2 separate regions of the Homo sapiens genome follow, and region 2 is linked to region 1. Evidence: chromatin loops called from intact Hi-C (ENCODE). Cell type or tissue: HepG2. All regions are shown on one strand. Links, peaks and the distances in the headings refer to the core of each region. The heading gives the core; the rest is flanking DNA.

The links. A loop is a pair of places that touch in the nucleus more often than their neighbours do. Peaks named below come from ENCODE experiments on the same cell type or tissue, not always from the same donor. Only the 100,000 strongest peaks of a DNase experiment are listed, where the experiment ranks them.
Region 2: a loop joins it to region 1, with 2.3 times the contacts of the local background. A loop is called at or near these places in 2 of 110 quality-filtered maps.

The regions. Positions count from the first base shown.
Region 1 is chr13:26,986,131-26,998,663 of GRCh38, reverse strand. No RefSeq gene overlaps it. Among named protein-coding and RNA genes, the nearest start is that of USP12-AS1, 130 kb to the left of the region's middle. RefSeq lists an enhancer at 1,059-1,328. In HepG2, for the core only: no CTCF peak of the experiment used is centred there; DNase peaks (open chromatin) are centred at 6,643, 7,003, 7,473 and 10,113; H3K4me3 peaks cover 1,595 bases.
Region 2 is chr13:27,119,557-27,132,089 of GRCh38, reverse strand. All of the region lies in intron 1 of USP12 (ubiquitin specific peptidase 12), which reads left to right. USP12-AS1 (USP12 antisense RNA 1) reads right to left here and starts at 6,557. Exons shown (of 3, transcript NR_046547.1): 1 at 6,514-6,557. RefSeq lists a silencer at 870-919 and enhancers at 950-1,019, 5,767-6,266. In HepG2, for the core only: no CTCF peak of the experiment used is centred there; a DNase peak (open chromatin) is centred at 5,989.

The DNA of each region.
Region 1 (12,533 bases), core at 2,350-10,349:
CTGTCCATGGTGCCAGCATCATCGATGTTTTATTGACTTCACCTTTGAAACTAAGCAAGGCACAAAACACGTCCTTTTATGTCAGAGTCAGGAGATTTGTTTCCCAGCACAGCAACTGCACATCACTTCACAGAGACGAAGACTTAGGTGGAGCAAGGGAAGAGGAAGTGCGAAGAACCTTGGGCTGGAAGCTTTGTTCTTGCACGACTGCTGGTGCCTTAGGATGTTGTTTTTCCTGTCGAACTTCTGGGCAGCAGAGAGGAGGGAACTGCTGACCCACCTCTCCGGTCCCTCCTCAGGTAGCCTCATGCTCGTGCCTGAGGGGAGAGGGTTCAGGGCTTTCCCAGACAATCTGCACCTCAAGCTGGGGGCATCCACACAATAACACGGTACCTGGAAAACTTGTGGGTTGCTCTGTCACTTGGACCTAACTCACTAGGAAAATTCTGTGTTTCAGCTGGGCGTGGTGGCTCATGCCTGTTATCCCAGCACTTTGAGAGGCCGAGATGAGTGGATCACTTGAGGTCAGGAGTTTGAGACCAGCCTCGCCAACATGGTGAAACCCTGTCTCTGCAAGAATACAAAAATTAGCTGGACATAGTGGCGCATGCCTGTAGTCTCTGCTACTAGGGAGGCTGAGGCAGGAGAATTGCTCGAACCCAGGAGATGGAGGTTGCAGCGAGCCAAGATCTTGCCACTGCACTCCAGCCAGGACCAGATGCCTAAAAAAAAAAAAAAAAAAAAAGGAGAGAGAGAGAAAATTCTGTGTTTCTAGCTTTTTTTTTTTTTTTTTTCCTTGAAGAAGCTCAGGAAACAGAAGCAGATGGAGGCTGGTGTTAGATCCAGCTCTAACCCCACTGCACTCATCATTCTGGATTGTATTTTTGTGCTGATCTGCCTTCGTATGAGACAGGGGGACAGGTGGGTCCAAATCTGGGTGGCAGACCCTCAATTGCTACTTCCTGATGAATATGTAAATGAGCCCTTGGGACGTGTTTTAGAACATAGAACACCATGGTCTTCAGATGCCTGGCTGAGCAGGGCCTGGTGACTGCTGAACCAGTGGTCAACTCCTCAAACCCTTAGGGACGTGGCGCTTCCTCAAGGGCAGGATGTGGGGTTGTTTTGCTTCTGTTTTAGGAGGTTATTCTTGTTTCCTTAAAGAGATAGTGAATTCTCTCATGTCAGAGACCGTGGCATGCGCCTCTTTCATGGGAGATGCAGAAAAGCTATGAAACAAGCTGTCTGAAGCAGAATTGAAAGGGGACAGGGAGAGATGGGCAGGCAGGAGGAATTTATTTTGTGCTGACTGTGCAAGGTGCAGAGCTAAGGCTTTCCATACACATTACATAAACTCACCCTCACCTGCCCCCACCCTAAAAGACTCTGAAGAAAGTATTATTATGCCCATTTAAAAAATATTAAAAAACCAAAAGCACAGAGAGACTGTCTCATCCTGGGGTTTGGTTATGATGTGGCAAAGCTTGGTTTGAACACTGGTGTGACTTCCCTAGTCTAGAGTTGTTCATGCTGAGATGGGACCAGTAAACACAGGGAAGCTGACATGTACCCTAGTATTTAGTAATAGATTCTAAATGAGTCTTCTCAGAGATGTACGTGTCACAAAAGATACATCACAGTTGTGGGAATTCCACAGTTTGGAAGAGGCAATAAATCCTTAAAGAATTTTTGTATCATTTTATGTTAATAGAAATTTTAAATATTTTAAATATATAACTTACTATATTCCAGGCAAAATGCTAAGTGCTTTGCGCATCTTACCTCATTTAATACACACACACACACACACACACACACGTGATCCAGTGAGGCAGGTGCAAATATCATCCCCATTTTGCAGATGGTGAAATTAAAGCTAAAAATACCACAGCCAAGAAAATCTTGAAAAAGAACAAAGTTGGAGGACACATGCTCCCTGATTTCAAAACTTATTACAGAGCTACACTAATCAAAACTGTGTGGCAGTGGCATAAAGAGAGACATATAGACAGATGGAATGAAATAGAGAGCCCAATAAACCATTTTTGGTTGATTTGTCATATATGGTTGAATGATTTCAACAAGGGTGTCAAGACCATTCAATGGGGAAAGGGCAGTCTTTTCAACAAACTGTGCTGGGGAAACTGGATATTCACATGCAAAAGAATAATGTTGCAGCCTTACTTAACATCATATACAAAAATTAACTCAAAATCAATCAAAGACCTAAACGTAAGAGCTATTACTATAAAACTCTTATAAGAAAACATAGGGAAAACTTCATGATATTGGATTTGCTAATGATTTCCTTTGTATAACACCAAAGGCACAGGTTAAAAAAATAAATAAACTGGACTTCATGACCATTAAATACTTTTGTGCATCAAAAGATACTATAAATACTGTAAAGTGACAACTTACAGAGTGGGAGAAAATATTTGCAAATTACATACCTGATAAGGGATTAATATCCAAAATATATAGAGAACTCCTAAAACTCAACAACAAAAAAGTCAACACTCAATGCAAAAACATCTAAAGGACTTGAATAGATATTTCACTAAAGAAGATATACAGATGGCCAATAAGCACATGAAAAGTGTTCAATACCTCTAATCATAAGAAGAATGCAAATAAAAATGATAATGAGATAAAACCACACACCTGTTGGGATGACTACTAACAAAACAAAACAAAACAACACAAAAAACAGAAAATAACAAGTGTTGGTGATCATTTGGAGAACTTGGAAACTTTGTACAGTGTTGGTGGGAATGGAAAATGGTGCAGCTGCTGTGGAAAACGGTATGGAGGTTTCTCAAACAATGAAAAATAGAACCACTATATGATTCAAAAATCCTACTTCTGGGTATATTCTCAAAGCAGGGTCTTAAAGAGATATTTGTACACCCATGTTCATAGTAGCATTATTCACAATACCTAAAACATGGAAGCAACCAATCCAAGTGCTCAACAATGAATGAATGGATAAAATTCATTCAAAATTCAAAATGTGGCATATGCACACAATGAAATATTACTCAGACTTAAAAAGGAAAGAAATTCTGGCATGGGTTACAACATCATGAACCCTGAGGACATTATGGTAAGTGAAATAAGCCAGTCAAGAAAGGACAAAGACTAAATTACTCCACTTGTATGAAGAACCTAGAGTAGTCAGATTCATAGAAGAGAGAATAGAATGGAGGCTGCCAGGAACTGGAGGGAGGAGAGGCTGAGGAGTGGTTTAATGGCTGTAGAGTTTTAGTTTTGCAAGGTGGAGAGAGTTCTGGAGATGGGTGGTAGTGATGGTTGCACAATAATGCGAATGTACTTAATGCCACAGAACTGTCCACTTAACAGTGGGTAAGATGGTAACTTTCATGTAATTTTTTTTTCAAAATAAGAAGTTGGGGTAAAATACGGATAGTACATGATTTGCTTTGTCATGGACTAGTTAACAATGGAGTTAGGATTTAAAGTCAGGTTTTTCCGATTCCAAAGCTATGCTGGACACACGGTGCATTGTGTCTGTTTGTGTGGCTCACAGGTGGCTTGATTAAATATTTTGCCACCGAGGTGGCTGTGTGTGTGGCACATGGCCCTGAGGTCCCTGGAAAGCAGCCACCTACAGATACGGGTGATGCTACATGCAGAAAGAGAGCAGGGGACCTCCAGGAAGAGCCTGAGGAACTCGACAGAAACCATGGGGATGATGAGATGTGAGGTGAGCACGGAGATGGTGATAATGATGAGCATGGGCTCACATCTGCATTGCTCCATGACCGCAGAGGGGAGCAGAAGGGGACCCCGCCGGCCCTAGGCTCCTGTCTGCAGCCCAGCCCCAGTGCCTCTGCTTCTGCCGCAGAGCAAGGCAGAAAGAAGTTAGGCTCTGGCTGGAAAAATTAAACAAATGAGATAGAACAAATCCCTAAGTATGCCTGGAAAATTCCGCTGGCTAATTAGAAATGCTAAGGATGCTAACAGAGCAGACATAAAGTTCACAAATGTGGTGAAATCTCTTTGTATCTAGATCTGAAACCTTGCTTTTCAGATAGAGACACTGGGGTAGGGTGCCAGTCACTTAGAAATCATACCAGCCAACATGTAAGGACCGACTGTGTGCCAGGCCCTGATATAAGCCTGTTCTGTGTAGCACCCCTACCTTCCCTCATTCTCAGGAGGTAGTGTTGTGGATTGCTGAGCCTTCTTCAGCTGAGCTCCTCCTTGGATTTCATGACATACCACAGATTCCCCTTGATAAATCACTTTTTTTTTTTTTTTGCTTAAGCCAGTTCAAATGGGTTTCTGTTACTTTTGTTTGTTTGTTTGTTTTGAGACAGGGTCTCACTTCTCACTCTGCCACCCAGTCTGGAGTGCAGTGGTGCAGTCACAGCTCACTGCAGCCTCGACCTCCTGGACCCAAGTGATCCTCTTGCCTCTGCCTCCTGAATAGTTGGGACCACAGGTGTGCGCCACCACACTCAGCTAATTTTTTAAAAAATTGTAGAGATGAGGTCTCGTCATATTGCCCAGGCTGTTCCTGAACTCCTGAGCTCAAGTGACCTTCCCATCCTGACCTCCCAAAGGGCTGGGATTACAGGCATAAGCCACCGTGCCCAGCTGGGTTTCTGTTACTTTTAACCAAGAGTCTGTGACTGAAGTGGTTGTACCCATTTTACAGATGATGAAACTGAGGTTTGGGAAAATTAAATGATATTTCCAAAGTTAGCAAATGATGGCACCAGAATTTGGCCCCAGGGTCTTTTTGGCACCAAAGTCATCCCCCTCAGCCATGCTGCCTCCCCAGGTGCTGTCTTAGGTGGGTAAGGGCACCTCACCTGGTGGGCAGGTGGGCAAACATCGCCCCTGGTCTAAGTGGAAAAAAGAAGGAGGAGCTGGGCAGAGAGGTGAGGTTGGCGACTGAACAGGCCTGCAGGGACAGCTTTAGCCAGGGGGTGCAGGTGCGGGAGGACCACTAGGGAAATGGTTACCTGAGCTTCTCCGACAGAGGCCTTCATCCCCTGGCATGCTCAGAACATTAACAATCAGCCCTGCCCCTTCAGCCCCAAGCGGAGACTCTCACTCTGGGTTATTAAATCACAAGCACTGGCACAGGGCTTGCTGATGCAGGTTTTTGAAAGAAGTAGGATTCAAAATCAATATCTCATTTTGAAAACCATTAGCTTAAAGGCAGTCTTGGCTGGAAAGCCCTGGGGTGGATTTTGATCTCCTACCTTCCTGGTCCCTGCCCTGCCCTGCCCCAATCACACACCTGCACCTGCTCCCACCTACCTGGTCATCAGAACCCCTGTCTGCTGAGGAAAAAATGTCCCTGCCAAGGGACCAATGACTTATCCCAGGCACTTGCCCAAGCATGTAGGTGCTGCTTTGGAACAGAGAAGTCTCCATGTGAGTTGTTTGCACCCCCAGTCCCTCCCTGCATTTTGGGATCACCAACAGGGCTCTGTGGCTGGGAGGGCTCCTAGCAAGAGCTGCATTAGGCAGCCCTGGCCTCGGGAGGTTTTTCCACAACTGAAGGATGGTCTGTGGGATTGTGGACATGTTTGCTCTGCCAAAGGAAGCCTGCCTTGCCTATTTTATTTTTTTAAAGACAGCCAGTTATGTGTCTAAATATAGACAGAAAACTTTTCTGACTGGTTGTTGCTTTCTCTCTCTCTCTCTTTTTTTTTCCCAGGCTGGAGTGCAGTGGCGCGATCTTGGCTCACTGCAACCACTGCCTTCCAGGTTCAAGTGATTCTTCTGCCCCAGCCTCCCGAGTAGCTGGGACTACGGGCAAGTGCCACCATGCCCAGCTAATTTTTGTATTTTTAGTAGAGATGGGGTTTCACCATGTTGGTCAGGCTGGTCTTAAACTCCTGACCTCAGGTGATCCGCTCGCCTCAGCCTCCCAAAGTGCTGGGATGAGCACTTTGGGGTGCTCCACTGCACCTGGCCTGGTTGTTGCTTTCAAAGAGTATGCTGAGGCTGGTTGGAGCAGAGCGAAGTTAATACCTCCACCTGTCTTTTTACCTGGGCCATTGACCCAAAAGCAGAGGCCGTCAGGAGAGAGAAACCTCATGCTGGGTAAAGCAGGTAGCTGTGCCTGGCCCTCTCCTGTCTCTCTGGCCTCAGTGGATGAACTAGCACCACCCAGGGACTTACCCTTTCCTGGGCAGGTGTGGGTTACCACCGCACCCCCTTTGGCATTCTGAGATAAACCCTGGGCTGTTCTTAAAACACAAGGACTTAAAGATATTGTGGAACCATTGTAATATAACAGAGAAAGAGCAATAACGGAGGCCCCATATTAATGGAAAACAGTATGGAGATTTCTCAGAGAACTGGAAATAGGACTGGCATTTGTTCCTGCTGCCCCATCCAAGGACGCAGGGTCCAGGGACGGCACTGCTAGCCTGTGCTCTGCTCCCCATCTTGCCTAGGGAGAGCCACAGTGTAGAGGTAACTGGGGTCCCGTGTGTCATCAGGCTCTTACGGGCAGGGTACCCATTTCATAGGATCACTCGTGCCTCCTGGTCCTTGAAACATCAGTCCATCCTTGCAGAGTACAAGTGAAGATTCCATGACCAGAGGAGGAGGGGACTCATCCTGTGCCCTGTCCTTGACTTGCACAATGAACAAAGCCGTGACCAGAGCCCAGCCGGGTGTCCTGACTCAACAGCGTGGCTGCGTTCAGAGCACTTTTCCGGAGCTAGGTCCTTGCTATCCAGAGGGATCTTGGTCAACTGGACAGAGGTTGGGGGATGGGAGTCTGGAGAGGGGCTGGGGTAGGGGAGAAGGGAAGGAGACCCTCGTTCGTCTGCTTGAGGTCTTGTTTACGTAACTCAGTGGACGATGGCCTGGGCTGAGCTAGGCTGGTTTGACAAAACCACTGACCCTGGTTTCTTTCCTCTCACTGTAACTTTGTCATCTAGCAAAAAGGGGAATGACTTTGGAGGAATGTGCAAACTAGAATAGCAACAAGGTTCAAAGTTGGGGAGAGTAATTGAACAAATAAACCCTCCAGTGTTGTGGAGGAGCTGGGAGTGGGGAGGAGGCTGCTGGGGCTGGCGTGTTTCCAGACCTTTTCCATTCACTTTTGTGCCAGTTCCATTCTGGCCCTGCCTGCATTACAGGAGAAAACAGAGTGACCTCCTCCTCTCTTGGACCCAACAGATTGTAAACTTGTGCTCCAAGGTGACATTTCTCCAGAAAGGGCTGGGTACACCATAGTGGGACAGGGTGCCAGGAGACCCCAGGATGGGACCAGCCAGGTAGCTGGGTTCTCCCCCGAGCTCTGCCCAGTTACTGAAGCACCAATAGTCTGGTTCTTCCACCTGCTGGCCTCAGTTTCCACACCTGTGAAATGGTGCCACTACCAACTGTCTTACTGTCTCACAGGTGGTGAAGACCAGGGGCCATTATGAATGGACAAGTGCTCTCTGATGCATTTATTTATCTACATCATCCCCAAAGTCACTGACAGAAATACAAACAGGATCCAAAAGGTAAACAAACAAATAAGAACTTTGGAGTTGGCCGGGCGCGGTGACTCACGCCTGTAATCTCAGCACTTTGGGAGGCTGAGGTGGGTGGATCACGAGGTCAGGAGATCGAGACCATCCTGGCTAACACGGTGAAACCCCGTCTCTACTAAAAACACAAAAAAAATTAGCCGGGTATGGTGGCGGGCCCCTGTAGTCCCGGCTACTCGGGAGGCTGAGACAGGAGAATGGCGTGAACCCGGGAGGCGGAGCTTGCAGTGAGCCGAGATTGCGCCACTGCACTCCAGCCTGGGTGGCAGAGAGAGACTCCGTCTTAAAAAAAAAAAAACAAAACAACAAAACAGAACATTGGAGTCATGGAAAATGTGAGCAGGAAAATGTGATGGCATGTGGTGAGGGTGGCCAGGAGTGCTGCCCATGGCCCTGCACAGAAGGTGGAGTGACGGGCGTGTGAGGGTGTGGTGGGAGGGGACAGGGACAGGGACACAGGGAGGCCAGTGCGGAGGATTGGTGGCGGTCAGCTGCTGGCAGAGGCAGGGGCTGGAGGAGACAAGGAGGATGCTTAGGGTTTTCCAGCTTGGACAATTGGGAGCAGCAGAGCAGGAGCCCGGGCACAGAGCCACTGTGAGTTCATCGGGAGCGTGGAGGCTGAGGTGGTCCTCACATTCCCATGAAGATGTCTGCGGGGTGTAGGGGCTTAACAGATAGGTCTGGACTGGAGATGCGAATTTTCCAGTTATTGAGAATTGAAGCGATGTGGGGATGGATGAGGTCAGGTGAGGTGAGCAGAAGACAAGAGAAGAGGAGCCAGGTGGGGCTGACATTCGTTCCAGAGGAGAAGTGGCCATGGGGCTGGTGAGAGAGGAGTGGCTGCAGGAAGCTGCGGTGGCTCACAGCTGGGGTGGGGGACCGGTGCCGTGTTCTCCTGGTCCCTGCCATGACACTCCTGCCATGTGTGTTCCCAGCAATAACGGCGGGGTCTCTGGGGTTGTGCAGAAGCCTCTGAGCTGGCTTATTGCCCAAATAGAATCCATGCTTTCCTTGTTACAGTGGTTGATAATGAATGTAAATCCAGTGCCTTAGAGATCCCAGCAGCCTGCCACAGAGCGAGTCTTTCCATTGCAAGCTCATTTCCAAGACAAGGTGGGATGCACAGGGAGAGGGAAGGGGACAGTCTGCCCCAGCAAAAAGCAGGGTCCTCCTGGTTTGCAGACCCTTCACAGCGTGGGCGTGGAAGGAGCCTCACCTGTCAAGGCTGGAGACTCAATTCTGGGAGCGGAGTGTTATTGATGAGGTGCTCCAGGCCAGAGCTCTCAGTCTCGCACTGTTGACCCTTGGAGCTGGATTGTTTGTTTGCGGGGCTGTCCTGAGTTCTGTGGGATGTTCAGCAGCTTCCCTGGCCTCGGCCCACTTGATGCCAGTAGCACCCCCACCCCCAACTGGTGACAACCAAAAATGTCTCCAGACATTGCCAAATGTCTTGAGGGGAGGGGGAGGAAAATTGTTCCTGGCTGAGACCTGCTGACATAGAGTGGAGAGAGAGGATGACCTGTCTTCCCCACTCCTGACCCTGCTCCTCGCCCAGGCTCCTATTGCTGCCCCTCTGTCTTCTGGAAACAGTTTGTGTCCTGTTACTCCCCCGCTCAAAATCATCTGTGGTTCCTCAAGGTCTGCAGACTGGAGCACAAGCTCCCGGGTGCACCGCCTCCTCTCTGCACCGCCTCCTCTTCCGTTGAGTCCACCAAGCCCCACTCAGGGCACGATGGGGCCACTATCCTATGGAGGCTCTCTGGGGTGGCCATGTGGCCCACCTGTGGTGCTCCCCTCAGAGATCTGGGTCACTTACTCCACTGGCTCATTCATTCTCCACACACTGTGTGCCCCCGCTCCCAGCACGGTACGCCCCATATTTGTAAAAAACATCAGAGAACCGAGGACAAAAGAGGCAGAGCCCAAAGGCAACGATAATCCAGGGTGGCAGAAATGGAAGCAAGAGTGTTTTAGTACATGAAGCGCAGACTGATGTGAAGTTCTGAATGGAGAGTACAGATGCCATGAGTGGAATTTGTGAGAAAGCCAGCAACACACACAGACATTTTCATTTGCAAGAATTTGGAAAGGGATGTGGTTCACACACAAAAACATCATAGGATACCTTTCCCAGGAAAGTACACAGAAGTGTTATTATTCATTTTTATATCCACTGCTCTAGCAATGTTTGTGAGCTTTTCGGTGGCAGATACAGCATTTAAGGCAATCATTTGTTCAACTTATAACAACAACAGTATCGGTAAGCCTTCATGGAGCACTTCATATGTAGCAGGCACTGTCCGAAGAGCACTCGAATCTGTGAGATAGCTAAGTGTTATGGTTTTATACTTGAGGGAACTGGGGCACAGAGAGGTTACAGCATCCAAGATCATACACCAGGATCATACGGTGACAGAGCAGGAATGCAAACCCAGTGCTTGGCACATGACAAGTGCTTAGTAAATGCTTGTTGAATGAATGGATGACTAAATAAACATCTTGCGCTTTCAAAGCTCTGCACCCATGCTCTCCTTACTGAACTCTCATCTTTTAAGGTCAAAGGCCGCCCCTTCTCTGAGGCTGCCTCCCATTCTGCCCCTGCATGTGACTCTGCCTGCAGCACTTTGGGTCTCAGCCAGAGGGTTTTTTCCATTTTGTGTGATAACTCAATGAGCCCAGCATGCACCTCACCCGAGGGTATGCATGGGAATATCGTCGCATCTCTTTAAGTGCTTTGGGCTAGTAGGTGCTTAATACATGAGCATTGACTTGAACTACATTGAAGTTGTAATAGGAGCCAAGATTTTTACTGGCAGAAGTTAAGAGCAGCTAGAACCCAAAGGCCATCAGAAATGGGGCCAAAGAGGCAGTGACCCTGATATCTGATGAGCAGTTGGGAGGAGCAGAGAGGATCAGGGTCAGAGACCTGACAAGGTCCCAAGAGGACAGAAGATCAAAACTTTCTTTGGGAGTAAGGCAAAGAAAGCCTAATTTGTTGAATTAGTGAAAGTGGGTTCAGCTCAATATTTAATCTGTATCAGAAATTTGTGTTTCCATTAACAGTTGCTCTAGTGGCAACCACAGTTCATGAGCTCAGGACCAAGAGCAGAGGCTGAGATGTTTTAATAAGGTTTGATGTTGGTTAAAAATTTTAATAAGGTTTTTAATAATGTTTGATGTTGGTTAAAAAATCACGAGTGGATTGTGTTTTGCACTGTTCTAAGTTATTTACCAATAGTAGCTGTTTCATCATCATTAACAGTAGCAGCATTGTCGTCCCATTTTGCAGATGAAAAAACAGATCTACAGTGAGGCTGGGTGACTTGCCCAAGGCCACACAGCTTGAAGTGACAGAACCGGGCAGGGAGCCCATAATTCTGGCTTTGGAGTCTCTGCTCGTTACTGCAGTACTTTGCTCAGAGAGACAGCCTATCTCTGGAATCTGTGTTTCCCTGGTCATAGCAGCGGGTAATGAAGTGTGAACTTGCTGCCTTAGAGGTCTCAACAGCCCCACCGAGAACTAGTCTCTAACTCCAAACTTATTTCAAGGACCAGGCGGGACGCATAGGGAGAGACAATGAAGGCCGGTTCTCCTAGACTTATCCTGCAGCATATGGTAGGTGCTGAATGAGCTGCACGGGTAAAGCTGCTGCCCTCTGGGTCCGGTTTCATGGCCTGGGCATCAGTATCATGAGTTCTTAGAAAGCTGAGGATGAGCTGTGTCCCTGGACTTGTTAGGGACATCCACGGGTTTGCTAAGTGTATTTGCTCTGAAGAGGCAAAGTGTGAAGGAAGAGAGGAAAAGGGGTTGGAAGCGGGAGGTGGACTGAGTACAGACATGTGAGATTTGAAGAGGAAAAGAGGAAAGGATCTTCCTTATAAATATTTCAGCCTTGAGCTGAGATCTTAACTGACATATCTGAGATCTGAATATTTAATTTGATCAGCGTTTTGGTTGAATAACATCCTTTTTCTTAATCCTCTCTGGGAATCCTTGAGATGGAACCAGTGTACAATCAATTAAGAAGTGGATGACTGCTTTTCACGGCCATGCCAAGAGTGAGTCCACACATCCAGGCTCTTGGGCAAGTTATACGTGGGGACTTGCCCCTCCAGGATGCAGTCTGCTTTTTGCAGTTGGTGCACTTTCAAACCACACGGGCTCTTCATTGAAAACATAGACAGGTCCATGATCTTCATTGAAAATATATGGTGCTGGGTGAGGGGCTTAGGCCACCAACCATCACTGACCCCTGTGTCTTATGCCTTGCTAGACAATTCCTGCTGCCATCACCTTAGTTACTAGACAGACTCAATGTGCTGTAACTGTGAGCAAATTGAACCTCTTTAAGCCTCAGGTTTTTAATCTGTAAAATGGGAATAATTGTAATACCTGCCTCTTGGAGTTGTGAAAATTAAGAGAGAATGCACACCACACTTCTCCCAGGGCCAGGCACAAGGACATGCTCAGTATGTGGTCTCTAGCAATGATGACAGCAAAAGAAATACAGATCACATGATCCTGGTCCTCGCTGTGCAAGGAGCCGGGGAAAATGGAGAAAAAAAACCTAAAACGCTTTGGTGTCTCAACTGCCCATTTAGCAGTTAATTGTGTACTGTCAGATTTTGAGTGGTATCCCCTACATGTTAGCTTGCTGGTACATGTGGAAGACAACAGAAGCAGCAGGTATTTGTTGAAATTCTTCTATGTGCCAAGCACAGTCATCCATGCAGGAGACCTATATGCAGACATCCATTCAGGAGTCTGTAAGGTTTGGTCTTGGTGCTCAAGGAAATTATAGATGAATAGGGAATTCATAGCTAGAAGGCAGAGACCGTGAATCAGGGGCACTTTGTACTTTCCAACACCAAGCCACAGACCTGAGTATAGAGCCTCAATAAATATTTTCTGATAATACAGTGAAGACAATGCCTCTGTGAGTTTGGGTATCTCTCATTGCCAAAAGCCTCAAAAGTGGCCAGGCATGGTGGCTCATG
Region 2 (12,533 bases), core at 2,370-10,369, 130 kb before region 1:
GTTTCATAGCCCGGATTTCTTACGTGCTATATGAGAATTGGTAAATCTAGCTAAAGATTTAGATGTAGAACCAGTAGAAGCACTAGAACAATACTCTACCCAGTGACACGTAATAAAAATTAGGAGGTGGCCTGTGGAAGGAGAGTTGGGAGGTAGTGTGTGTGTCAATTTCTCTTCTTGCAAAAGCACAGAATTAAGAGCTGTTGACTGAGGCATGCAATATATTATTTAAAGTTATGATAATCATTATTAAGAACTAAAACCGTTAATGGGTATTGTCTCCAGGGAAATGAACCTTAAGAGAGGGAGTGGTGAATAATACTTTGAGTTTTACACCCTCTTTACAGTTTGAATTATTTTTAGATTGTGAACTTAGAGTACTTATAAAATAAAAGGTTTTATACAAAGCATATGAAAGGGATTTGGTGCTTGTTCTGATATTTTAACTGTCCATAGGAAGCTAACCTCAGACTTTTACATAGGTTAAAGAGTGGTCTCTTTTCCATTTACATAGTGGCTTTCAAAACCAAGTGTACTTGAACAAGGTACTTCACTCTACTGGGGCAAGTTTCCATCACGTTGCTCACTTTGGTAAAATGATTACTTAGAAAAATCCAAATGACTCATGTTTCTAGTCATACCTTTACATAATGCTTTACGTTTTACAGCACTTTCACATTCACTATTTGATTTCTGTAACCCCGAGGTAGGCAGAGTAGGTATTTTCCTGTATGATATGGTGAGGAAACTAAGACTGAGAAAGTGACTCACCCAGAGTCACGTGGTTTGAGAAGTGGTGGTGGAGCTCACTGCTCACCCTCTCACCAGGAGGGTTTCACACCTGTGCAGCCTTCTGGCCTGCTATGGCTAAAGTGTCTCTTACCAGTTCTTACCTTTCTTCTTTGTAATGTACCCACACTCAAGTTCCCATATTGACTGCTTCCTGCATTCTGAATTTGTATTCAAATTGTGTTTAACATATGTAAATCTGTGCTTATTTTAAAAAATGAATTTTACTGCATTTTGAAAATGCCACACATAAACTTTGAGTGTCATTCAGCTCTTGTTATTTCTATAGCTGCACAACACTATTCCTTCCTTACTTTCATGAACTGATCTTTTCATCCAGAATTTTTCTGACACCCTTGTTTTTAAGCGTCACGGCTTGCTGAAGCAAAGTGGTGGAATTTAAATGTTGTTGCCTTCAAGAATTAGCTAATCTTTTGGACTTGTGATACTTGTGTAATCTTTTTGGACTTGTGATTTGACCTCATTTGATCCCTGCAGAAATGGTTCTCATCCAGGAAATTTGAGATTTCAACAAGTGACTCACTGAAAAAACCACGTTAGTCGTGGGGAAGTAAGCGTGCTCAGCTCTTGTTTTGGGACCCCAGTGTGATACCGTTGATACGATTGATTTAATAATACCTTTGACTAGTCATTCCAGTGTCTGGAATTCCTCAGGGATGGTTTCTGTCAAATTCTTTTTTCCTGCAAATACACCATATTTTCCTTTTTTTTTTTTTTTGGCATGTTTTGTGATTTTTTTTGTGTGTGTGTGAGAACTGAACAGTTTGAATGTTGTAATGTGGTGACTCTGAAAATCAGATTCTCCACCTCCTCAGTGATTGCTTTTTTGAGGCTTGCAGTCATCCATTTGTATAATGACTTTTCTAAACCAGTTTTGCAAAGTCTGTATTCCTTGTTGTGTGTGGTCACTGAAGTTTCTGTCTTACTATCTCTGGACAGCTATGACTTGATAGAGATTTAGTATAATGTCTGGATCCCCATCCCCCTCAATAAAGGGAAAAAAACAAGAAAGGTTGCAGCCTAAGGGGACAGAAACAAAAGCAAGAATCTGTGCTGTTTCCCCAGGCTACTGCCAGAACTGAGCAAAATGCACAATCCTAAATTGTTGAGGGCAAGGTTCCCGCTGCCAGCCCTGTTACTAGGCAGCTGCTCTAGGAGGTGGTCCTGTGCCCGCCTCTGGGGATGCTGAGGAGTAGGGAATAGTAGCTGGTTTGCATGCTGTGCTCTCTTCTCCCTTCATCAACTACTGCCCTGGGTGTTTAATGTCTGATTAGGTTCTAAGGTTCAGAATAGTTGATTCTGATGTATTTTTCAGCTTAATGGTTTTGGTGGAAGGACTAACCCTGGGAGCTTTCTACTCTGCCATTTTTCATGTTGGTCACTCCACTCGTATGTTTTGGATGTGACCGTGCTTCATGCCAGTTGGCAGCCAGTTCTTTTCTACTTCCCCACCATTTATCAAAGAGTGGTGCTTTCTTGTTGTTGAAAAGACCGAAACTACATTAATGGAATAAAGTTCTTTGCAGCATTTCTCTAACATCCTTCACAAAAATTATGCATACATTTATTTTTATTTGCTATTATTATTATTAAGAGATAGGGTCTCACTCTGTCGCCCAGGTCATAGTTCACTGCAGCCTCGAACTCCTGGGCTTAATGATCCTCCTGCCTCAGCCTCCCGAACAGCTGGGACTACAGGCGTGCTCCACAACATCCTCTGTAGAGACAGAGTCTTGCTATGTTGCCCAGCCTTCTCTAGAACTCCGGGCCTTAAGCAGTCCTCCTGCTCTGACTTCCCAAAGTGCTGGTATTATGGGCATGAACCACTGCACCTGGCCTACGCATAGCTTTAGAGTGACACTGTCATTTTATGAGCTGTTGATGGTGTGGTTACTAAGAATGGTTTTTATTTTTGCAGAACTTAAAAGTTGTTTTCAGTTCTTCCACAGTTTTATAGCTGGAAAATGGTAAGAGAGAACCACATTTTATAGGTCAGGGGAATCGAGGTCTAGAAAACAGGACTGGCAGAGATGCTGCTTTGTTCTTTCCACTTAACTGTGGTTTAATATAATATTCCTGTTGTCTCAGTGACACGGAAAGAGCTACAGGTCACTTTCTTATTGTGGTAAGAATGAAGAACTCTTTCTAGATAGTTCACAATATGAGTACTTTTTTTTATTTGAAGTGTATGGAATATTCCGAGTATTTGATAAAACTATGTAAGTTTGATGATAATTTGCTTTTTATTAGGGTGAGTCAGAGTCTGCATATGGAATCTGGAGTATGAACTCCGTTACTATTAAACTAAGTCAGTCCATAATGTAATTTGTTGATTTTGGTTTCACTTGAACTTAATAATACCTTGTATTTATATAGTGATTTTCTTCTCAGGAGTGGTAGGTACTTTACAGATACTTTATTATACTGTAACATAGGTGCTGGGAAAAATAGAAGCGTTCATGTTTTTATAAGTGGAAAAGCATCAACACAGGTTTTCTCACTGAGCATAATCACAGAAATCTGTTATCCAAGTCAGGTGTCTGAAGGGTACGCAGGGTGGCAATCCAGGGATCCTTGCTTTTTATAGAGCTGAAACATTATTTGGTGGAATAGATATAGAAATTATCAAGAATATGGTAGAAAGAGCTTGATGAAACATTCTTGTAATTTGTTCACCAAAGTGGGTGAATCCCTGCATTGAAGACAATGTGAAGATGCTGAAAAAACACATCTTGCCCACCCTTTTTGCCTTAGGTAAGGTGCCAGTTACGGAGTTCAGATATAGTTATGTTTTAAATGTTAGCTATCCATGAGAGTATTTTATTAATTTTTTGAAAGTTTTTTGTATTGTTAGGAAAGTAGGATCTGTAAAGTTTCATCGTGCACTCAAGTATGTTCTTATGCTGAGTTTGGTCATATTTGAGAATTTTCCTTTTGATGTTATTGTTAAGCCAAATGTGAAGGCTTGACAGAGTGGTTCTTGGAAAAGCCAGTATTATTACTACTGTTACTTCTAACAGAGATGAAGTAATGAGATTTCTTTCATTAGCTCATTGTCTCATTGTGAACATTTACAGATCAAAAGCTTGTTTTTCGTTCGTTTATTTTTTTGGCATCCAGTGATCTTATATTTCCATATCTTGACTGAGTTAAAAGACTTAAGGTAAATCCGAATCTTCTTTTGTTCTCTCTAAATATTCTCTATAACACATTTAGCCATGAATTATGTGGTGAAACTTTTCATTGAAAATACTGAATAAAATAATCGGAATACTGTGCTTTTTGACATGTCTAATAGGAACATTGAGTTTCTAGTGGACGTTTGAACTTTTGAAAGTTAAAATTACATGCCTGTTGGTTTTGGCTTAGTTATTTAGCAGTGAATTATAATATTGATTCAGATATGTAACTTGTTTTTTATTACATAAGTGGAGTCCTCTGAGTAAATTTAAATTTGCAGTTACTTGCGCAGTGATTAATCATAGAATTGGATTTTTTCTGAAGAGATGAGAAATTTAGATGTTTAATATGTTACATATGTGCTTCTGTGGTGGCAGTTGAAGGAGAAAGTAAACTACTTTTAATTTCTTCTGGGAAGAAATTCAGTTTTTGAGAACTTGCCAGAAATCTTCCCTATCAGGTTGAAGATTTTTAGGAGGGATATGGAGGGTAGGTGGGAGAATGGGATGTATACACAAACATAAACACTACTGGACGGCAAAATTATATTGTTTCTCTTTCTTCCTGCAATGGAACAAATGGTTTTCAGAAGACCTGTGATAGGAATAGAGGCAAAGGCCCTTTGATCATGTGATTATTAGAGCTTGATAACTGGTTGTACAATATTTCATTTCTCTCAGACTTAGCAACATGTTCTGACTTCTCCATTAGTGTTGGCAGCTGAACCTCTCTGTTCCCTTTTATGTCATTGGTACCATATATCTTACTGAGGGTCACTTTGCTTTGTGCCGATTTCTGATTTTAAGCCTTTTGCAAGCTTCTGCCATGTGTACCACAATGGTGCAATGCCAGTTTTAGGTCTAGACCCTTCTACTTTTTATGGTGCACATTTTAACTTTGATGGGATAGTTAAAAACTATGAGATTTCTTTCAGTAGCTCATTGTCTCATTGTGAACATTTACAGATCAAAAGCTTGTTTTTTGTTTTAACATAGAGGAGGCCACTAGAGGAGGAAGTATAGACCAAGACTCTTAGGATGACTGCAGATCAGTGCAGAACCCCCAGATACTTTCCCTCCCAGCCACAGAAATTGTGTCAGGACTGTGTTTTTTGAAAGACTCATCTGAAGGAAGGAGTAATAGATGGCATTGTAGTTGGGATGGAGGAAGATGGGCAAAGGAAGTTTGCTTTGTGCCTGTTGTGCCAGGCATTGTTCTGAACATCTTCTATACATTTTTCACAGAAACAAGCCATGTTGCAAGTCTTGTTTGCCCTTTTTTGCAGATTAGTAATTTGGAGCTCAAATGTTTAGAACAAATATTTGTTCTAAATTTAAACTTTGGTAACTCTACAGTAGTGCTGCTATTTTAGAATTGTAGCATTTTGGGTTTGCAATAGGTGCTACAAATCTGGTCTCCTGTCTTGCTGATGAGAAAACTGAGGCAGTGTTTTATTGCAGTGGCTCAGTAGTTTAGTTTATATTAGAATGGGGACACGAATGCAGCCTCCTGGTTTGAAGGCTGTCACCCAGTCCCCTGCCCAGCCTGCGGTTGGAACGTTTAAATGCCTACTCTTTGTAGTTCAGGGTTTTCATTGTACCAACATGAAAAGCTATAATGAAAATACCCCTAAAGAAAGAGTCAAAGCCTGGCTTGTTTAGTTCCATCTGTTTGTGCTATTCCTTTCTGTTTGTTTGTTTTCCTTCTCACAGGCCCCTCAGCTGCAGGTCTGTTGGAGTTTGCTGGAGGTCCACTCCAGACCCTGTTTGCCTGGGTATCACCAGCAGAGGCTGCAGAACAGCAAATATTGCTGCCTGATCCTTCCTCTGGAAGCTTTGTCCCAGGGGGCACCAGCCTGTATGAGGTGTCTGTCGGCCCCTACTGGGAGGTGTCTCCCAGTCAGGCTGCACTCCCAGTCAGGGACCCACTTGAGGAGGCAGTCTGTCTGTTATCAGAGCTCGAAACACCATGCTGGGAGAACCACTGGTCTCTTAGACCTGTCAGGCAGGGACGTTTACGTCTGCAGAAGCTGTCTGCTGCCTTTTGTTCAGATATGCCCTGCCCCCAGAGGTGGAATCTAGAGAGGCAGTAGGCCTTGCTGAGCTGTGGTGGGCTCCGCCCAGTTCAAGCTTCCCTGCTGCTTTATGCTGTAAGCACAGAACCACCTACTCAAGCCTCAGCAATGGCGGACGCCCCTCCCCCTGCCAAGCTCCAGCGTCCCAGGTCAATCTCAAACTGCTGTGCTAGCAGCGAGCAAGGCTCCCTGGGCGTGGGACCCATAAGCCAGGCACGGGAGGGAGTCTCCTGGTCTGCCGGTTGCAAAGACCGTCAGAAAAGCACAGTATTTGGGCAGTAGTGTACCCTTCCTCCAGGTACAGTCACTCACAGCTTCACTTGGCTAGGAAAGGGAAATCCCTTGACCCCTTGCGCTTCCCGGGTGAGGGGACGCCCCACCCTGCTTCCGCTCACCCTCCGTGGACTGTACCCACTGTCCAGCCAGTCCCAATGAGATGAACCAGGTACCTCAGATGGAAATGCAGAAATCACCCGCCTTCTGCATCGATCTCGCAGGGAGCTGTAGACCGGAGCTGTTCCTATTCGGCCATCTTGGAAGCAACTCTCAGTTCCATCTGTTTGTGAAGCCTTTCCAAGTTCTCCAGCACTCAGTGTTGTTCCTGTCCAGACTTGCTATAGTACATCCTGTGTTGTGACATAGTTTTGACACTTATTCTCTTATCTCTACATCTTTAAATTTATTTTTAAATGGATTTTTATTTATATGTAATCATGAAAAGCTAATTTTTATTCACTCTCTACTCCCCAGTTGAATTATGATTTTGAAATTTTTCTTATGCTTTTGTATATAAAATTTAAAAAATTTCAACTTAGAGTGATAAATAATATGAAACCCAATACATACATACATACTTACATATTGAAACAAAAGTTTCAGAAGACTTTGTTTACTCCTAATAAAGATGTGTGTCTGATCTGTTTTACTGAAAAAGAAGATGGTAGTGGTCCACTGCAAAGACCTCACCACTCACTAATGGGTGTCACACTTTAAAAGTCATGTTCTCCAGTTACTAGCACAGGGCTAGAGAGAACACAGGTAGTCAGATACTGAATTTCACATAACCCAAGGCCTACTACTTTGATACTCTTTTTATGATTCCTCAAACTCATTGTATAATGTGTTTTGTCATAAATATTCTCATTGCCTTTGATTCAGTTTCTGGGCACATGGTGTTTTCTAGAACAGGTATGAGGGTTAAGCCTTCTCTTTGACTCTTCGCCCTTTCTCATTTATGAGATGAACTTGTTTCACCTTTATACTTTGGATTCATCTTTTTACAGCTCACATTCACTTCTTTGTTGTGTTTATACCTTCACACCGTCACATGGGCTGCTTCCTGTGCCTCCAGAACTTTTCTTATTTTACCAGGTCACGTGCTTTTCCCACCTCTGGGAAGCTTTTCCTGCCTGATTTGGCGGTTCTCCTTTGTGTACTGACCTGATCTAACTTAAAATGATACATGCTGCATTCTAAAATATGACTTGAAACATGAAACTGGAACAGTGTATTGAATTTTCTCTTTATTTATATTAAAGTTGTGTGGAAACTAATAGTTTGGCTATTTAAATACATTTTCCAAATGATAGATGCACATTCTTTTATGTTTTCATCATTTTTAATTTCTTGGTAAGGTGTATTGTTCTCTACTTTATAAAATAGTATATACTGAATATAACTTTTCAAAATGACATATCCTCATAGACACCATTTTTTAGCCATAATCTGGTTTTAGATGTAGATATTGTGGGCCAGGAGATTTTTAAGTTAAGGAATTACATTAATTCCAGATTGAATTGTTTTCTTGAAAACATTCCTGGTTGTTAGTTTACTTTTGTGTGATTTTTATCTTTTTCATAATGGCAGAGTGAAAGGAGTGAAAGGTAGTTAGTTGTATGTTTTCCATGATTGACTATGTAAAAATTATTTAATTGCAGGATAGCCATCTCCCAGATTATTTTTTTCCTATTTGCAGATATTTTTGGGTTGCTCACACATTTAATATATAGTTACTTTTATATTATCAAAATAATAGGTCAAAGGTATCTTTGTAATTTCAACCTATTATTATTTCACTTGGATGGTGATTTCTGGGTGTGAAAAGGACAAGACCTCATCTTTTCAAGAATTCATACTAGGTAAGTTAAAGGAGATACTTGCCCCATTGCCTATGTATTAGTCCATTTTCATACTGTTGTGAAGAAATACCTGAGACTGGGTAATTTATAAAGAAAAAGAGGTTTAATGGACTCTCATTTCCACATGGCTGGGGAGGCCTCAAAATCATAGTGGAATGCAGAAGATCAGCAAAGGCATGTCTTACATGGCGGCAGGCAAGAGAGCGTGTGCAGGGGAACTGCCCTTTGTAAAATCATCAGATCTCATGAGACTTATTCACTATCACAAGAAGAGCATGGGAAGACCCATGCCTTTGATTCAGTTACCTCCTACTGGGTCTCTGCCACGACACGTGGGAATTATGAGAGCTACAATTCAAGATGAGATTTGGGTGGGGACACAGCCAAACTATATCAGCCTACAAATTCTTAGTATTGGATGGCTATTGTTGAGGATATGATGCTATTTCCTAACTCATTCAGGACTTTGTTAATGTTTGACTTTTAATAGACTATCCAACATTGTATATTTAATGTTTTAATGAAATTGGAAGAGCTGATAAATTCATATGTTGCTAAAAATGTGGGGATGGAAGGTACTATAGACAGAAGTTTTACATCTGAGGAAACTGAGGTCTGGAAAGAATGATTTGTTACAGGTCATTTATAATTTAATGTCATGGCCAAGACCAGACTCAAGTCTGTAGCTTTGCTAGTTCAATGATACTTGTAGTATACCATGGTCTCTCTACAGCAGTTCTGTAATGAATCCATTCTCCCATGAAATCTTCTCTGTAAAATATTTTTTTTTTTTTTTGAGATGGACTCTCACTCTGTCATCCAGGCTGGAGTGCAGTGGTGCGATCTCGGCTCACTGCAAGCTCCGCCTCCCAGGTTCACGCCATTCTCCTGCCTCAGCCTCCCAAGTAGCTGGGACTAGGCGCCTGCCACCAGGCCTGGCTAATTTTTTTGTATTTTTAGTAGAGACGGGGTTTCACCATGTTAGCCAGGATGGTCTCAATCTCCTGACCTCTTGATCTGCCTGCCTCGGCCTCCCAAAGTGCTGGGATTACAGACATGAGCCACCGCGCCTGGCCACGTTTCCTGTTTTTAACGAAACTTGAGTTTTCATTAATAACCTTACATTGACAGGAATATTGGCTAAAAAGTACTATCTGATATTAACCTTGTTTAGTTCTTAAGCACACCCATTAAAATTTTTTTACTTAAATATTTATTTATTTATTTATTTATTTTGAGATGGGGTCTCACTCTGTCATCCAGGCTGGGGTGTAGTGGCACACTCCCGGCTCACTGCAGCTTCCACTTCCCAGGCTCATGTGAACCTTGCATCTCAGTCTCCCAAGTAGTTGGGACTACAGGTGCATGCCACCATGCCTGGCTAGTTTTTTGTATTTTCGGTAAAGATGGGGTGTATTAGTCCGTTTCCACACTGCCAATAAAGATGTACCCAAGACCGTGAAGAAAAAGAGTTTTAGTTGGACTTACAGTTCCACATGGCTGGGGAGGGCTCAGAATCATGGGAGGAGGTGAAAGGCACTTCTTACAGGGCGGTGGCAAGAGAAAGATGCAAAAACAGAAACCCCAGTTAAAACCAGTTCTCATGAAACGTATTCACTACCACGAGAACAGTATGGGGGAACCACCCTGATGATTCAAATTATTTCTTACCAGGTTCCTATGGAAGTACAGTTCAAGGTGAGATTTGTGTGGGGACACAGAGCCAAACCATATCACGGGGTTTCGCCATGTTGCCCAGGTTGGTCTTGAACTCCTGAGTCCACCTGCCTTAGCCTCCCCAAAGTGCTGGGATTACAGGCACGAGCCACCATGCCTGGCCACACCATTGAGTTTTTACTTCAGCTTTTCCAACTTTTATATTTTGAAGTTGTATTTAGTTCTTTTTAAAAGTCTGCTTAGAGTCTCATCTTTGTTCTTATAATCAATTCATTGCCATTTCTTGACACATATGAGACATTTGTTTTACATCCTGTGTCTGTTAATTCTGGTATTTAATTTTTTTTTTTGAGACAGAGTCTCGCTCTGTCTCCCAGGCTGGAGTGCAGTGGCATGATCTCGGCTCACTGCAAGCTCTGCCTCCCAGGTTCGCGCCATTCTCCTGCTTCAGCCTCCTGAGTAGCTGGGACTACAGGTGCCTGCCACCATGCCCACCTAATTTTTTGTATTTTTAGTAGAGACGGGGTTTCACCGTGTTAGCCAGGATGGTCTCGATTTCCTGACCTCGTGATCCACCTGCCTCGGCCTCCCAAAGTGCTGGGATTACAAGCATGAGCCACCACGCCTGCCTTAATATCTTCTTGAGTTTCATTCTGCTGTCTGCATTTCTTCATGGGGCTCTTATTCATGGGGCTTTCTTTTCCTGTGTGTTTTTGTAATTTTTGACTTATGAACTCAAATCTCTTGGCTTGTATTTGTAGGAATTCTTCGTGGGTGGATTGAATTTGTCTCATTCCAGAGCGAATTTGTAATTCTGCCTTTTGTGGAGTGGAAGAGGTGGAAGGAGGGCACTCTCAATTTAGGATTTCTTTGAATTCTCTACTGAGGTTTTTTTTTTTTTTTTAAGATCACATAGTCAGTGGAAATTTGGGTCACAGACTTTTACGAGGGCCTAGTTATGGTTATGAATTTTGGGAAGATGTTTCTCCTTTCTCCCTGTCTCTACTCCTAAGTGCCAAGGACAAGTCAAGCAAGTTATCTTGCTGTTTCTTGTGGTATGGGATTATTACTGGTTCCCTTATGCATTGAAGAGAAACCCTTTAGAGATCTCGGCTTCATGCTCATCTCTCCTGTTGTCCTCCCTGTCTTGAGTGGACCCTAAGTTTTAGCATCTGTTTCCTGCATACCGTTCCATTCAGCTGTTAGAAGAGAATTTAAAGGTCACTAGGGTCAGGAAATACCAGCAGTGGGAAGTCTTTGGTGTTTGCTTATCTCTCGTAGTTCCCCCATCACTTTTGTTTTTTGATTTCTGCAGATTATTTTATCACTAGCTCAGTTAATTATTATTTTTTAAATTTCACCCATCTTTTGGTTGTTTTCATCAGAAGGGCCTGAGTATCTCATTACTTCTTCATGATGAATTCTATAGTAAGGGTACTAAGTCTAATCTTTTGCCTAAGTTACAAAAATGGGGACAGAAGTCAGAAAAAAATGTCTTCTTCCATTTGTGTATGTCATGTGCTCAGACAAAAATAAATTAATTCTGATACCTATGAAGGCTCCAGAGCAGAACTTTTTTTTTTTTTTTTAGATGGAGTTTTGCTCTTGTTGCCTAGGCTGGAGTGCAGTGGCGCAATCTTGACTCACTGCAGCCTCAGCCTCCTGAATAGCTGGAATTACAGGCGCCCACGACCACCCCTGACTAATTTTTTGTATTTTTAATAGAGATGGGGTTTCACCATGTTGGCCAGGCTGGTCTCGAACTCCTGATCTTAGGAGATCCACCTGCCTCATCGTCTCAAAGTGTTGGGATTACAGGCGTGAGCTACTGTGCCTGGCCTGGAGCAGAACTTAACTCACCATCACGCCTTCTCTTTATCCCAGTAAAGAATCACTGATTTCATAAAAGCTATTGTTAGTTTTGATAGGGTCGTACTTCTCAAATGTGGGAATGGAGCTATTATTATTGAATGTTTACTTTTTCTAGGCTCACTTTAAATTTTTGGGTGATTATGTGACCATTATGTGATGTAATAGAATTTGTCAGCCTTCAACAAAATCCTTCAGGAATGTCTTAAAGATGGTAACAATCATACAGTAAAATTTTGACTTTCCAGTTGGTTTTTCACCAGTTATATCTAACTTTGGTGTTGAAAACACTGTTAAATTTAAAAACAACTTAGCAGAAACCAGTTGCTTAGTATAATCTTTTGCCTTTTTAGTTAGCGTTAGGCTAGAGAGAGGAGTGTACCCTGATCATTTCTGTTAAGGAAAACCTTGAATGCATGCAATAAGCATGCTTCTCCTGCATCTGCAGAATCTGCTGCGCAGTGTCATTACCACAGGAAGGCATAGTTTATGGTGCTATGCCTTACTTTAGAACTGTAATAAGGTGAGTGCTCTTCTTTCTTTGTACTTCTCATTTCGATCTGCTACCGTCAGTCTGTCCTAGCCATCATTCTTCAAGCTGTTGAATTGTGGGCTTGGCATATATTGGTTGTCTTAGACTTCCCTGGAGTTTTGTGTTAAAACAGTAATGTCTTCAGAAGCATTCATGAAAGTGATCGGAAACGATAGAATGTTGAGTGAGAAGGGATTTTAGAAATCACATAATCTTTTAATTTTCTGAATAGTTTTAGCCATGAAAATCTTAG